Regions from separate parts of the Homo sapiens genome. Here region 1 is linked to region 2. Evidence: read pairs that join two places in POLR2A ChIA-PET (ENCODE). Cell type or tissue: A673. All regions are shown on one strand.

Region 1 (8,000 bases), 290 kb before region 2:
AGAATGGCGTGAACCCGGGAGGCGGAGCTTGCAGTAAGCGGAGATGGAGCCACTGCACTCCAGCCTGGGCGACAGAGCAAGACTCCATCTCAAAAAAAAAAAAAAAAAATCCTAATGTATGGGTTAAATATATTGAACACATCTGAAGAGAATACAGAAAACAGAAAAATAGATTTGCAGAAATTAACCAGAATGCCATGTGGTGAGATAAATGAGCAGGGCAGAGGCATGAAAAATAGAATGAGAGGAGGAGTTCCTGTAGGACAGAAGCGTGGAAATGTGGTGAGATGGTGTGTGGAGAGATTATCACCAATGATTTTCCAGTTTTGAGGAAACACAAGAATCCTGAGGTTCAGGAAAAACATGGAGTCCCCTTCAGTACAAATAAAACCATATCCACATTTAGGAATACCTTTGTGAGCATGAAGAATGCTACAGAGAATATCTTAAAAATAGCTCGAAGACCCAGGAGTGGTGGCTTACACCTGTAATCCCAGCACCTTGGGAGGCCAAGGCAGGCAGATCACCTGAGATCGGGAGATCGAGACCACCCTGACCAACATGGTGACACCCCGTCTCTACTAAAAATACAAAATTAGTGGGGCGTGGTGGAGTATGCCTGTAATCCCAGGGAGGCTGAGGCAGGAGAATCGCTTGAACCTAGGAGGCGGAGGTTGCGATGAGCTGAGATCACGCCTTTGCACTCCAGCCTGGGCAACAAGAGTGAAACTCTGTCTCAAAAAAAAAAAAAAAAAAATAGCTGGAGGAAAGAATGATGTCCTCCACAGTGGCATTTACAGTGGCAGCAGACTTCTCAACACGACGACAGTGGCCAGGAGAGAGCAGAATCTGGTCTTCAAAAAGCTGAGAGAAAATAACCATCAACCCGCCCGTCTGGTGCCTCGTAACCAACTGCAGATCCACTTCTGAACTTCTGTTTTGAACCTTCTCATGACCTCTTCATTCTCAGCCATCAAAATAGGTTCAGTCTCTTAGGCTATTAAGGGATTTTATTTAAAGTAAACAGTGTTAATGTGTTCAGGGTGTTAATGACATACTACTGTGGCCTGCCAGTGTTGACCTAAGCCACTTTTATTATAATATTACTAAAATATGCACAAATATATAAAACTAGGTATAAACCTCATATGCTTATAGTTCTTTAAACTATAAAGTTGTTTAATAGTAAACAACTATTAAACCCAAACAAATGTGTAAATATATATGTGATTTATTTATAAATTAAAAACAAAGTTACGGTGCCAATAAAATCCAAAACATTGACATAAATGTGACAGAATGCACCATCCATTTATCTGTTGATGGACACTTGAGCTGTTTCCACAGACAAAATACCAGATTGTTAGAATCTAGAATCCTGCAATATAGTTTTATGCTTTCTGTTTCACTGTGGGAGGCCAGCACAGTGGCTTAGAATGATGGGTCTGGAGTCAGACTGCCTGGGTTTAAATCCCACTGTGTGATTCGGGTAAGCGACTGAAACTCTTAGTTTCTATCTGCTTTCCTGTAAAGTGGATATGGTAAGAATGCTTACTCATGGGGAAGTTGTGAAGATTCAATGCAACAATACAAGGAAAGCATTTAGCCCTGTGCCCAGGACACACAAAGGGCTTCATAAGTTATTATTATCATTGTTGTAATTACTCCTTTTTAATGGTAAACCCATGTTAACCTCTGTTCCATTATTTTGAAAGGTTAATCAATTTAATGAGACCCCAAAATGTAATACCAAAAGATTATTCAAGGAAAAAATCCTAATGAACTTAGGACCTACAAAGCTGGCTCTGTGTTCACCTTCACCAGCAATGAATAAGGTATCAACTACCAGGCTTTTTTGAGTGTGGAATGCCTTAGTTAGTGTGGGCCATTGATGACTTAGTTTTCCCACTCTGTCTTCTCTTCAGTATACCTTGGGATGGGGTAGTATTAGCCTTCCCTTGGTCCCTGTGTGAGCATCAACTTCCATGCAAACTTGGGAACTGAAAGAGTGTGGTCAACAGTCCCCGAGTGATCATCCAGGTGATCCAGAATAGATTTACAGTCCTTTCATCCATTCAAAAGAAAACAGAAACATACATAGACACACACACACATACACACTCATCCCTCCCACCCCCCCACACCACACACACACCCCTCCTAGAACTCTCTGACACTTAACAATGTATATACGGAGTCTGGTTCTCTCTCTCTCTTTCTCTGTTAGATTTAACAACTTCCTGGAAAGAAGGGTTTTAAGCCAAAAGAATCTCTTGGGGTGAGAATATTAGGCTTGGCGGAAGGCTACAGCAGAGGACTGGTAAAGGGGAGGGTTTGTTACACTCTAGGGTCAAAAGAATGCTTATGCACGCAAAAAAAACAACAAAACTCTGCTACATATCCAGTCAACAAAGAGGGCAATCCTAGCTGTACAGAGCGATAACCTTATACTTTTTAGTCTCTATGGGGTGGCAATTCATGATAAGAAAGGCTAGACTGAACTCCTATCTTTACAATGTTTATCAGGGGAAATTTAATAGGCCAACTAGCAACATTGGAAGAGAAACTGCACTACTTAAAAATACCATTGCTTTTTAATGACTTTAGCCCCTACCGTATACAAATGAAGCTACTTAAATATAAATTATAGCTATCTCTTAATTAAAGAAAGCCTATTAAGTTCTTTGTCACAAAGGTGCATCCTTGAAGGTAATCATAATCTATTTCTCAAACATTTTACAGTTCAGACTGGCCCTACTACCAATCAATCTAAATGAGTGCGGAATTAGCTGAGCTCTAAGTCTGGGTAGGTTCAGACACATCTTACAAATAAAAGCAGATCCTGCAGAGTGTGAAAGCTTCTTCCCACATGGTACTTTTGGCCCCTATCTCCTTAAGTCTTCTAATGGCCTCGCAAACCCTGTGGAGAAATGAAGCAAGGGCCAGACAAAGTCAATCACATGAGATGCTATCAAAGACTACTTCCAGACCCAAGCAAACGATTACACCACAACCTGAGCCAGGGCACGCAAACAGAGGCTGGCTCCCCCAATGGGCCCTGGGCCACTTCCACGAGTCCCCTTTTCCCATAACCAAATTCTGACTACCATCTTCATCCTCTCAGGACACAAGAGACATTAATGGCAAAAAAGCTGGTAGAATTCCTAAAATCCTTTAAGCTTACGAAATACAAAGAACAATTACTAGATTCATACAAAGTATCAGATTCTTAGAACTAAAATCTTCCTTCTCCTGCCAATTTAAATTAAAAAGTAGGAGTGGCAAAAGAATCAAAAGCAGGTAAGCCCAGGAAGCTGAGGGTGCAGTGAGCCAAGATCATATTACTGCACTACAGCGTGGGTGACAGAGCCAGACCCTGTCTCAAAAAAAAAAAAAAAAAAAAAGAGTCCAGGCACAGTGGCTTACACCTGTAATCCCAGCATTTTGGGAAGCCGGGGCGGGTGGATCACTTGAGCCCAGGAATTCAAGACCAGCCTAGGCAACATGGTGAAAACCCATTTCTAAAAAAAAAATATCAAAAAAAAAAATTTGCCAAGTGTGGTGGTGTGTGCCTGTACTCTGGAGGCTAAGGTGAAAGAATCACTTCAGCTGGGGAGGTTGAGGCTGCAGTGAACTGAGATCATGCCACTGCACTCTAGCTGGGGCGACAGAGTGACATCCTATCTCAAAAAAAAAAAAAAATTTAAAAGCACAGACACAAACAACTACTTGTATGCCAATGTGAATAGCAACATTATTCACAATAACCAAACAGTATAAATAACCCAAGTGTCCCCAACATGAGTGGATAAAGAAAATGTGTTAGGCCGGGCGCGGTGGCTCACGCCTATAATCCCAGCACTTTGGGAGGCCGAGGCGGGCGGATCACAAGGTCAGGAGATGGAGACCATCATGGCCAACACGGTGAAACCCCGTCTCTACTAAAAATACAAAAAAAATTAGCCCGGCGAGGTGGCAGGCGCCTGTAGTCCCAGCTACTCGGGAGGCTGAGGCAGGAGAATGGTGTGAACCCGGGATGCAGAGGTTGCAGTGAGCCAAGATCGCGCCACTGCACTCCAGCCTGGGTGACAGAGCGAGACTCCGTCTCAAAAAAAAAAAAAAAGAAAGAAAATGTGTTATATACATGTAATGGACTAGTACTCAGCCATAAAAAGGAATGAAGCATTGTTACGTGCTACAATATGGATGAACCTTAAAAACGCTATGCTAAGTGAAAAAACCCAGACCCGAAGGGCCAAGTATTGTATGATTCCATTTATATGAGAATATCTAGAATAGGCAAATTCATAGAGATAAAAAGTAGATCAGAATTGCCAGAAGCTGGGGCAAATGGAGAGTTATTGCTTAATGGTTACACAGTTTCTATGTGGGGTGATGGAAACGTTTTGGAAACAGATAGTAGTGATGATTGCACAACAGTGTGAACGTAATTAATACCAGGTACTGATTTGTACGTTTCAAGATAGCTAAAGGGGAAAATTATATGTTATATGTTTCAGCACAATCTAAAAAAAAATAAAGGACTTGAATCACTGGAAACAACTCAAATGTCCTTCAACAAGTGAACGAATAAACAAATGGTGGTACATCCATATGTTGAAATAAAATGGAACCAACTATTGATATACACAACAACTTGGATTGATCCCAAAGGCATTTTGGTGAGTCACAGACGCCCATCTCAAAAAGGTGACATGCTGTAGGATTCCATGTATATGACATTCTCAAGAAGACAAAACTATAGGGATAGAGAACTGATGAGTGGTTGGCAGGGGTTAGGGGTCAGGGAAGCGTATGCTTATAAAGAGACAGCACAAGGGAGCTTAGTGGGGGTGGGTGATGGAACTGTCCTGAACCCTGATTATGGTGGTGGTGACAAGAATCTATACAAATGTTAAAATTCATAGAATGAGTCACCAAATTTTTTAAAAATCAAGTTTTTTTTTCTTTTTTGAGATGGAGTCTCGCACTGTCACCCAGGCTGAAGTGCAGTGGCGCGACCTCAGCTCACTGCAACCTCCACCTCCTGGGTTCGAGCAATTCTCCTGCCTCAAAGTAGCTGAGATTATAGGTGCATGCCACCACGCCAGGCTAATTTTTGTATTTTTAGTAGAGACGGGGTTTCACCATGTTGGCCAGGCTGGTCACGAACTCCTGACCTCAGGTGATCTGCCCCCCTCAGCCTCCCAAAGTGCTGGGATTAGAGGCGTGAGCCACTGTGCCCAGCCAAGTTATTTTTTAAAAGTGGGGTAGAAGGAGAAATGGCACCAATTGCTATCACTGCTCTTACAACTCTGATTTCCTGTTTCTTTTTTCTACTTTTATTTTAGAATCAAGGGGTACATGTACAGACATGTTACAAAGGTGTATCGCATGATGCTGACATTTGGAGTACAAATGAATCCGTCACCCAGATATTGAGTATAGTATCTGTGGGTTTCTTAATCTCTTAAAATTGTCCAAAGATCAGTCTGGGGGGAAATACAACTTGTAAAATTACAGTAAAGGGTTTATATTTCTATTCCTAGAAGAGATTCTTTCCCTGCACCTCATCCACCCACATATAGTCACACTGTTTGTCTTTTCAGCCTTGACGTCTTTCCTGGACAAAACTTCTTTCACTTGAGAAAAAGAAACGTGGCTGTGTCCCAGTGATAATGTCCACAGAGTCCTGGAAAATACTGGAACACACGTCAATCACGGCACAATGAGGGCAGTGCTCGGAACCCTTCCTCTGAGGTGCAACACTGGCATGTTCTCAAAGTGCAAGCCTCCTGGGTTGTTTAATAAGGATAGCCCCTGAAAACCTTCTGGTTTCATGACTGTGAGTACCTGGAAGTACCCAGGTCCACAACAGCCCATATAGGCTCCATCTAACAAACACACACAAAAAACTGTGGGAGACCCTGGATCCAGCCCAGCGGTCTGCAGAAGAAAAATGCCGAGAGAAAGCTCCCAGCTATCTCATATTTCCGTGATAATTCACGCTGCACTGGCAGCTCTGGCCTTTGGAAGCCTCTGGAAGGCCCTGGGACATTATTTATGGCAGCTACAGACAGCTACAGGCCCTGGATGTGAGCTGGACAAACTTGGGAGAAAGCAGAGGACTGACTGCCCTGTTTTATCTCACCATGCGCTTCCTCATCTCTCCTGTCTGGGTGGGGGTGTCACCCAGTGAAAGAGTATTTTACAAGCAAGCCATTCATCAGGACTCCTAATTAAAAAGCTGGAAAGCCTAACACTAGAATTGGTTTTGCCATCTTCCAACACCTCATTAACCTCATCACTGGTCGTCTGTTGAGGGCAGGATGCTCAGGAATTACTACATAGGATCTATCCTTAATGCTCAAGCAGAAAGAGAAACAGCAACACTACTTAAAAAAAATACTTCCCCCAATCCCCCAGATCATGAACAAAACAGGAAGGATGTGAAAAGGGGAGGAAGATCTACTTAAACTCTACTAAATTTAGGAATATGCACCTTTACCCAGAGGAAAATAGAGGAGGAATATTAAGTAACTCATTTTTCATAGGCCTTTCTAGTAAAGGGGAAGATGTTCTCTCAACTTCTCTCTGAAACAGACAGCTAAGAATAAATAGCTAGGGGTTTGACCCATACTGTGAACCAAAAGTACTTTTTGTGAATTTTGAACTTAGCCCAAGTATTCCTTTTTTTACTCGACTGCAAAACTAAACTTATGTTTTAAATACATAAGTAAACCTCAGGGATGTAGTTCAAACTGCAACCATGTCCATTTATTTTCTGTGACTGGTGAACTGAAACACAACAATATTCACACAACGAAACCGATATTTCTATGTTTTTGACTCCAGTATCATGGAAATGAGAGGAAGAAACTAGGTTGTATTCAAGCAACCATGACTCTTACTCTATCTCATTCCTGGTGAAAAATTGGTGATACTTGAAGGAGATAGCCCCAAGTGGTGGGACAAGACCCAAAACTGGACCTGAATCTGTGATGCTCTCACTGACCCACCAGTACCAGCCTGTCTTCCTTTGTTGGTTCCCTACAAGAAGGAAGTTACAGAGCCCGTTTTTTCAATCAAAATAAGAAATCAAGAAACCAAACAATGGATTCTCTCTTTTTTTTTTTTTTTTTTTTTTTTGAGATGCAGTCTCACTCTGTCGCCCAGGCTAGAGTGCAGTGGCGTGATCTCGGCTCACTGCCAGCTCCGCCTCCCGGGTTCACGCCATTCTCCTGCCTCAGCCTACCGAGTAGCTGGGACTACAGGCGCCCCCACCACGCCCGACTAATTTTTTGTATTTTTTAGTAGAGACGGGGTTTCACCGTGTTAGCCAGGATGGTCTCGATCTCCTGACTTCGTGATCCACCCGCCTCGGCCTCCCAAAGTGCTGGGATTACAGGCATGAGCCACCACCCCCAGCTTGTTTGTTCATTTCTGCATTTGAAGTACTCTTCAATAACATCCTCCACCTGAGATTCTTTGCCACAGTTCTTAACTATGACACAACACAACTGACCGCTGTACAGGGTCTTCCCTCTCTGTCAATTTCACAGGGACCACCTACCTGTCCCCTTGGCTTCTTCTGTCATCACCCTCCCTTAAGTCTATTGACCTGGAGTTCAGCACAAAGGGCCTCCCCTGATTTGACAGAGGTGGGCTCATCATGCAGGCTCACAGAGATGGGCTTGGCTCTCATCTAAGGCTCTGACAGCTTTGTAAATCCTTATGCTGGGCCATCATGCATGAGGGCGGTCAGCACTTCTTGTAAAGCAGTGTTAACGTCCAGGACACTTCCTGCAGCAGTGGCTTCCTGGGCCTTGGCGGTGGGTCACGACTGAAGCCAAATCAAGGCCACACCTGAGCCTTCACATGATTCAGCAGCAGCAGCAGCAGGGAACAAGCAATCACCAACCTCTATCTTTTTATAAACGGGGAGACTAAGGTCCCGAGAGAGTAAGTGATGGGCCCAAGGACACAAAACTATTTTGTGG
Region 2 (8,000 bases):
AGGTGGGCGGCCAATACCTGGGGAAGGGGGCAGTGTTCCCACCAAAGAGGTAGAGGGGTGGTGGGGAAGCAGAGCAGCGGCACAGAGCAAGGGGGAGTGACAGCTTGGAATGAATAGGGCTCTCTGAGCCTTGTGAAGGCCAGGCCAAGGACTCCATCATTTAGGTGATAATACCACCAAATAATCCAGCCCAGAACCCAGTTCTGGCCTGGGTAGAGAAAAGGTAGGGGTGGACAGGGCTGCTAGTCAGGGCAGCCAGGTCCCTGTGAGTTTGGAAGTCTGGTCAGGAGCAGCACCACAGAGGGTCGCAGGGGTGAATGGCACAGAGGAATACAGCGAGACTGCAGGACTTGGCGGCTAGACCCATGGAACACAGCTAAATCTCGCGCCCCAATAATAAAATGAAAAATTATTAGAAAAGAAAAGCCGGCAAGTGCAATAATCTACCAGGAGCAAGCAGAAAGCCTCCATGTGCAGGTACAACATATGCTTGCTGGCGAACGCAGGCATCTGCTACAAGCATGATCGTTTGACTCTCTGTGCCAGGCATCGTGTGAGACAGTTTGCCTTTTTCATCCCATGTCATCCAACAGCCCCGGCAAACAAGGTGCTCTCACCATTTATAGATGAGGAAACAGGCTGTGGCCCAAGTCTCATGGCTGGGAAGTGGTGGAGCAGGTGTTCAAACACAGCTCCATCTCACCTCAAAACACAGGCCTTGGATCCCCAAGTTCTACAAGGCACTTCCTGCCAGATGCACGCTCAGCACTTAACATGCACGATCTTGTCTAATCCTTGCAGCCACCCAATACCTAGTGTTACAAATCAGGGCCAGGACCAAGGTGAGATGAGTGTGTTGGGATTACAGGTGTGAGCCACTGTGCCCGGCCTACGTGCCTTTATCTTAAGACAGGATCATTATTACTGATTTTTTCTTTTGCTTCAGGCTCCGGGCTGGCTTGGTATGAGTTTCCTTTATTTAAATGTTTGATGCTTTGTTCATCGCAGATTTTTTTGCATTGATTTTGACTCTCTAAAAATATTGCATTTAAGTATTATTCATCTTGATGACTGAGGTTTTAGGGAGTATCCCTTAAATTTTATACTCACAGCACCTGTCTTGCTCACCTTCCCTGGTCCTAGCCCTGAATTTGCCCGCTTTTCAGATGAGGAAACTGATATGTGGGCAAGGGGGAGGTTGCGTTATTTGCCTTGATTACAGGGCTGGTAAGTGCTAGAGCAGAAATGAGAACTCAGACAGTCCAGAGCCCATTGTCTTAAAATAAAACTAAACCTTAATTCCATGTTGAGTTTTCAGGGATCTGTGTCTTGTGGTCAGGGCATTTCTATCTCGGTTTGTCCTGTGGTTTCCGGGCATCACATTCACCCTCTTTGCTCCCATCTGGTGCTTCCTCACCCCCAGGACCCTGAGCCCTATCTGACTTTCCAAACTATCCTCCACCCACCCGCCTCCCTGGAACTCTTCCTTTCTGGTGCCACTACGCCTGGCTAATTTTTTTGTTTGTTTTTTTTTTGTTTTTTTGAGATGGAGTCTGGCTCTGTTGCCCAGGCTGGAGTGCAGTGGCACGATCTCAGCTCACTGCAACCTCCGCCTCCCGGGTTCAAGTGATTCTCCTGCCTCAGCCTCCTGAGTAGCTGGGATTACAGGTGCATGCCACCATGCCTGGCTGAATTTTTGTATTTTTAGTAGAGATGGGGTTTCACCATGTTAGCTAGGATGGTCTTGATTTCTTGACCTCGTGATCCGCTCGCCTTGGCCTCCCAAAGTGCTGGGATTACAAGCATGAGCCACCGCGCCCAGTCAACTTTTTTGTATTTTTAGTAGAGATGGGGTTTCGCTTTCTTGGCCCGGCTTGTCTCAAACTCCTGGCTTGTCTCAAACTCCTGGCTTCAAGTGATCTGCCCAGCCTCTCAAAGTGCTGGGTTTACAGGCATGAGCCACCATGCCGGCCAACTTTTGATTCTCACAAACCAGATGTGGTTTCTCCATCCTCTGTAGGAAAGGCCTTCTGTGTGCACATTCTCTGTGAAAGGTTCTCTACCCTCTCCTGCATAGGCCGTTTCTGGACTCGTCTTACTCGTCTTCCCAGACAAGTCAACTCCCTGGGGCCAGAACTGCAGGAGGAAGCAAGTTTAATCTTACTCATGTTTAAATGGCCTCAGTACCTGGCCTAATGCTTTATTCATCATAAACACTTAGAAAAGGGTTTAAAAAGAAATTCAGCGTTAGTGATGATCAGCACGCAGGCTCTGCATCCAGACTGACTTTGTTCAAATCCCAGTACTGCCACTTATTAGCTATCTGACTTTAGGCAAATTACTCAACCTGTCTGTTTCCTCAACTACAAAATGGATATAATACTCAACAACTTAATGCAAGTTTCTGGTACACCGGACTCACAGAACACACTCACCAAATGTTAGCTATAATTATTATTAGGAAAATTAATGTGCTAGCCATTTACAGGATGGATTAGAGAGGCAGAGTACAGGTCAGAGATTAGCCAGGAAGGCCCTGAGCTAGAGTGGGGTAAAGAGGACAGAAAAAGTCAGGAAGGATACAAAGAAGACAGGGAGGTCAGGGTGAGCTGAAGGCATTGTTTGCGGGGATGGGTGGGTGTGGGGGTGTGTGTGTGTGTGTGCAGGCTCAGATCGCTGGCTCCTGGGACCTGTTGACACCATTTCTGCATCAGAGAAACCATGGGCCAACTTGTCCTGACCAAATGCTGATGGAGCCTAAGACCCACAACATGGTGCAGCCAAAGGGAAGCTGCGAACAGATAGATTCCAAACTGCAAAAGGAAAAGCAAAGAGCGAATCCTTAGGGCGACAAGTCAGCAAACCTTCCTGTCCCTCAGACAAAATTGTTGGTGGGAATTTGCTGCACGTCCTCTTCTGGCCCCAGAGGTGCTGAGTTTTTTATGGAGGGAGGTGGGAGTAGGGGTCCTTGGCAAACCAGCTGGAGAGCAGCGCACCCCCCTCGCATGCAGGGGCATTTGGTCAAGTGGCTGGAAGGAAGGGCCATGGGAAGGCCATAAAGGGCAGCCTGACCCAGGGCCTCTGGTCATGCCGTGCCAGAAGGGCCAGGATCAGGGTTGAGCAGAGGACTTTCCCTGGCAGGACGCCAGGCAAGAGGGTTACTTTTCTCATTTTCTTCCCATCTCTCCCTGCTCCGTTGGCCCCTCTGGCACACTGAGCTTCAAGCTCCTTCCTCTCCACAAACCGAGGGGTTTTAATGTTGGATGAAAATAAATCTGCCTACCGTCGAAGACTCTGGAAATAAAAAGAATTCTCTCCTCAGAGTGACAGGTTGACTCGAGGGGGGCCAAAAAGCCACCTCCATTTGGTGCCTGAAATTCCTGCCGCCTGGGGTCTGACCCTGGAGGTGTCATTATCACCTAGTAGCATCGTTAATGTCTGGGGAGGGGCCCTCTGGAGGCCTGGCTGGGAAGGCTGAGGCCCCAGGGAGGCACAAGGAAAGGGCTCCAGACCAAATCTCCCTGGGGACTCGCTAAGAAAGGAAGGAGGCCTTAGACGAAAGGGGACTCAGAGGAGTTGAGAGACAAATACAGCCTATTTCACAGATTCCTGAGCACATCCTGTCTCCCGGAGAACCAGGATGTGGCGCTTCCTCAGGTCTCTTTGTACCAGTATTGGCTTCTGGGCCAAGAATGTCCCAGCTAAATCCTGAAAAATCACACGGCTCACCATAAACCACCCTCCTCCCTTTCTCAGTACCCTGGCCCCAGACTTCTGGGGAAAACAAAACACAACCCAGAGAGTTTCACTGCAGTCCCCAGGGGCTGGGAATGGAAGCAGCAGTGGGAGCTGAGCTCTTCAAAGCCAGTCATGACATCAGAACCGCTGACATCTCTACTCCCACCAAACTGGTTCAGTGCTTCTGAGAGGGCCTCAGGCTGGCCCTGCTTGGAGGAAAGCTCCAATTAGAGGGTGCGTTCCAGATAGCCCGTGGGAAGGCCGGCTGGGCAGGCTCACAGTGGTCAGTGCTGCCATCAATCACTCAGCAGGCGGTGTGTTTGGCAACGCTGGCCTTTGCTTTGTGGCTGACTAGTGACTAGCCGTGTGACCCTAGGCAAGTGACTTCATCTCTCTGGGTCTCAATTTCCTCTGCTATGAAATGGAGCTGATAATGGATGCTACTGCCTAAGATCTCTGAGAATTAAATGCTTGCCAACTTTAGGATAGAGACCCAAATACCCAACCCACCTGGGAAGCCCTGCAGGCCCTGGCCCTGCCTGCCTGCCCGTCACTGCGGGCTGCTCTCCCTCCTGCTTGCCCCTCCAGCTGCTTGGGCCTATCTCAGGTCCTCAGCACTCAGCCATTCCACTCGGCCCCCAGAATATGAGCTTCCTGGGAAATCTCTTCCCCTCAGTAACTCCTGCCTAGACCCCTGCCCCTCTTTGAATCAGGCCCCTGCTCTAACCTCTTGGAATACCCTCTTTTCCCCTCCACAGCTCTTGGGCATGGTCCATCTTTGGACATTGGTTTAGGTAATTTTGTGTTCAGGGTTAGCTCCTCTGGCTACACTGTGAGCTCCTGGAAGACAGAGGCTCTTGTCTTATTCACTGTGTAGCCTCAGTGCCCAGTATATAGCTGGTGCTCAATAAATCTTGGCTCAATGAAAAAAAATAAAATGAGATGGTGCAGGCAAAATACCAGGCACAGCTCAGTACCATTCACAGCCACAGCCGCTTTGGCTGCTGGTGTGAGGCTGCTGATCCAAGACCCTCCAGGGGAGAAGATGATAGAGACAGGCTGCTCCCTGCAAGCTGAAAAAGATGAGCCAGGAAGACAAGGTTGACATCAACAGGGAATAGTCAGGGGCAATATTGAATTAAATATTCCACTGCAGGGTGTAATTGCTTCAGAAGCTCAGAGAAAAAGGAGCTAATGAGTGCAGAGAAAAAGTATATCAGAAAAAATAGAACTAAAGCCAAAAGAAAAGTGGCATTGGACTAGCAAAGGAGAGTGGGGTAGAATTCAGGTAGGAGGAAAATCATCCTTCAACTAGCTACCATTTACCGTTAGTACTAGCAGTACTTATCATCAGAGTCGTCATTGAGCCAATATTCAATTCCGCATTTACAATGGGGCCAGGTATTTTACCAAGCCTTTTTTAGAACTATTTTGTTTGACCTTTGAAACATCCCTAAGAAAGTTCTTTCATTATCACTATTTTAGAGGTAAGGAAGTGAAGGCTCAGAAAGTGTTCTGTAATTTTCCCAAGAGCATATCACTAGTAAGCAGGAAATCTGAGATTCACACATAGACCACTTCCAGACTGAGGGGCCAGGTGAAAGCTGGGACAGCCAGGCAGCAGCACTTACAATGAATGGGACAGCAAGCCTGGAACCATATGGCAGTGAAGCTGGAATGAGGATGATGCAATGAATGCTGGCTTAGGGGTGGCATGGCTGGTCCATTCTAGTACAGAATGGGTGGGAAGGGGCAGGGACAAGGAGCAGTATTTCAGAGTTGACAGTCTGAGCCCATGGGCTGGGGTGGCCATGCGGGCCATGAAGTGAAAGAGATGGATGGATGCAGGGGATATTTTATTTCTTTCTTTTTCCCTTTTTTTTTTTTTTTATTTGAGACACAGTGTCACTCTGTTGCCCAGGCTGGAGTGCAGTGGCATGATCTAGGCTCACTGCAACCTCCTCCTCCAGGGTTCAAGCAATTCTCCTGCCTCAGCCTCCCAGTAGCTGGAATTACAGGTACATGCTGCCACGCCCAGCCAATTTTTGTATTTTTAGTAGAGACGGGGTTTCACCATGTTGGCCAGGCTGGTCTTTCAAGATCTGCCTGACCTCAAGTGATCCACCCGTATCAGCCTCCCAAAGTGCTGGGATTGCAGGCATGAGCCACTATGCCCGGCCTGCAGGGGATATTTTAAGGAAGAAATAGAGCCAGAGACCTGACTGGCTGTATGTGGGAGCAGGAGGGAGGATTTAAAGGCTATCATTTAAAGAGAACTCTGGAGTTTTAAGTCAAAGCATAATGTGAGTTCATCCCCCATCCTCTCAACAGTACTTGAGGAATTTCTTTTGACAGTCTTCCTCAGAACTTAGGAACCACCTGTTTTTCCCCACTCCCTAGTATTTTAAAGGTATCCTCCCCTGAGTCCAGTGGTGTACTGGTGCTGGCTCATAAGAGCCAACTGCACACATCTTGTCCCAACTCCATTGTTCAGCAACATCATGTTGGTTGTTTGAAATCAGCCATGGAGGGGTGGAAATCCGCAAATGCCGCGGATCAGTGCTTTTATTTTCCTGTAGAGCTGGTTGTTAAACATTTACCAGCACATGTCTGCCTGGATCCAACTTAAATTTCTCCCACTGCACATCAGGAATTTTTCCCTTCCTGCTGTGAATGAAGAACAAAGAGGGAGGATGAATAGATTCAAGAAAGGTTGCAATGGAGTCCCCTGTCAGGAAGCTCACCTCTTGAGCTAAAGTTAGTTACAATAACTACCATTCCCTAAAGACCAGCTTTGTGCCAGAATCTGAACTAGAACTCCACTTGTGTCATCTAATTCAATCATCTCATCAGTGATAGGGATGTATGAGGAGTAGGTCCTATGGTCAAACCCCTCTTACAGATGAAACTGAGGCTCAGAGAGGTTAAATCACTTGCCCAAGGTCACTCAGGCAGCAAATGACAGAGTTGGGGTTCAATCCAGGAAGGTCTGTCCCCAGATCCCTTGCACTTGACATGTAGGCAGTTTCTTTTCAGGAGACCTTTACAGCCTTCTACCCGGATCAGTCTTGACTAGTCCTCTTCTTAGCAGTACTGACCACCCACCTTGCCTAGTCAGTTGGGATCCTCACTAGGATCAGAAAACAACTCTGACTGGTTTAGCAGAAAAAGGATTTGTTTAGGGGTTACAAGGTAGCCCACAGAATTGCTAGAAAAGTAAAGAATTAAACTTGGAAAACAAGCAAGAATCAAGGGAAATGGACCCCAGTCCCCACCTGGTGAGGATACCAGTGTCATCACAACACCACTGGATGCTGGCACCAGCTTTGCTTCTGTTGACAGCTGCTCATGGCTGCCACTACCCAGGATGAATTCTCTTTTCCTGCTTCTCTGCATCACCAGTCCTAGGCCCTGAGTCCCAGTGGCAGCATCAATCACTTGGCCTCATCATAACCTCCAGAAGGGAAGGATGGGCTTCTATAGTGAGAAGTAGGTCCTTCCATCAGGATTCTTACAGTGGAGAGATCCCCAAGCATCTATGGGGGTTCAGTTGCCAGGGAGCTTCCAAGAGCTCTGTTGCTTGCACACACTGGTTTTCCCTAAACCCTTGGCCACTTACACATAGTCAGCTTGTTTGTGTTTCTTTGACCTGCTTGCAGACATTCAGAATATCACCCACGTACAGGTATGTGGCTCATGCCTGTAATCCCAGCACTTTGGGTGGCCCAGGTGGGAGGATCACTTGAGCCCAGGGGTTTGAAACCAGCCTGGGCAACATAGTGAGACCCCATCGCTACAAAAAAATTAAAAATTAGCTAGGTGTGGTGGCGCACAACTGCGATCCCAGCTATTCGGGAGGCTGAGGTGGGAGGATTTCTTGAGCTGAGACGTTTGAGGCTGCAGTGAGTTTTGATCAAGCCACTGCACTCCAGACTGGGCAACAGAGTGAGACCCTATGTCAAAAAAAAGAAATGTCACTCAGGACTTTTCTTATTCTGTTCTATATATATATATATATATATATATATATTATATATGTTATATATAATTTATATAATATATAATTTATATATAATTTATATATTCTATATATAAATTATATATAATATATATTATATATAATTTATATAATATATTATATATATTTATATAGAACAGAATAATATATATTATATATAATATATATTATATATAATTATATATAATATATAATATATATTATATATAATATATATATTATTTAATATAATATATAATATATA

What was found. Peaks named below come from ENCODE experiments on the same cell type or tissue, not always from the same donor. Only the 100,000 strongest peaks of a DNase experiment are listed, where the experiment ranks them.
Region 1: POLR2A ChIA-PET joins it to region 2 with 5 read pairs; 2 of 35 experiments call an interaction of 5 or more read pairs at or near these places.

The regions. Positions count from the first base shown.
Region 1 is chr5:142,566,525-142,574,524 of GRCh38, reverse strand. It overlaps the pseudogene RPS12P10. Among named protein-coding and RNA genes, the nearest start is that of FGF1, 120 kb to the left of the region's middle. In A673, no CTCF peak of the experiment used is centred here; no DNase peak of the experiment used is centred here.
Region 2 is chr5:142,276,285-142,284,284 of GRCh38, reverse strand. No RefSeq gene overlaps it. Among named protein-coding and RNA genes, the nearest start is that of SPRY4-IT1, 38 kb to the left of the region's middle. RefSeq lists enhancers at 3,679-4,245, 4,246-4,812. In A673, no CTCF peak of the experiment used is centred here; DNase peaks (open chromatin) are centred at 3,684 and 3,794; H3K27ac peaks cover 379 bases.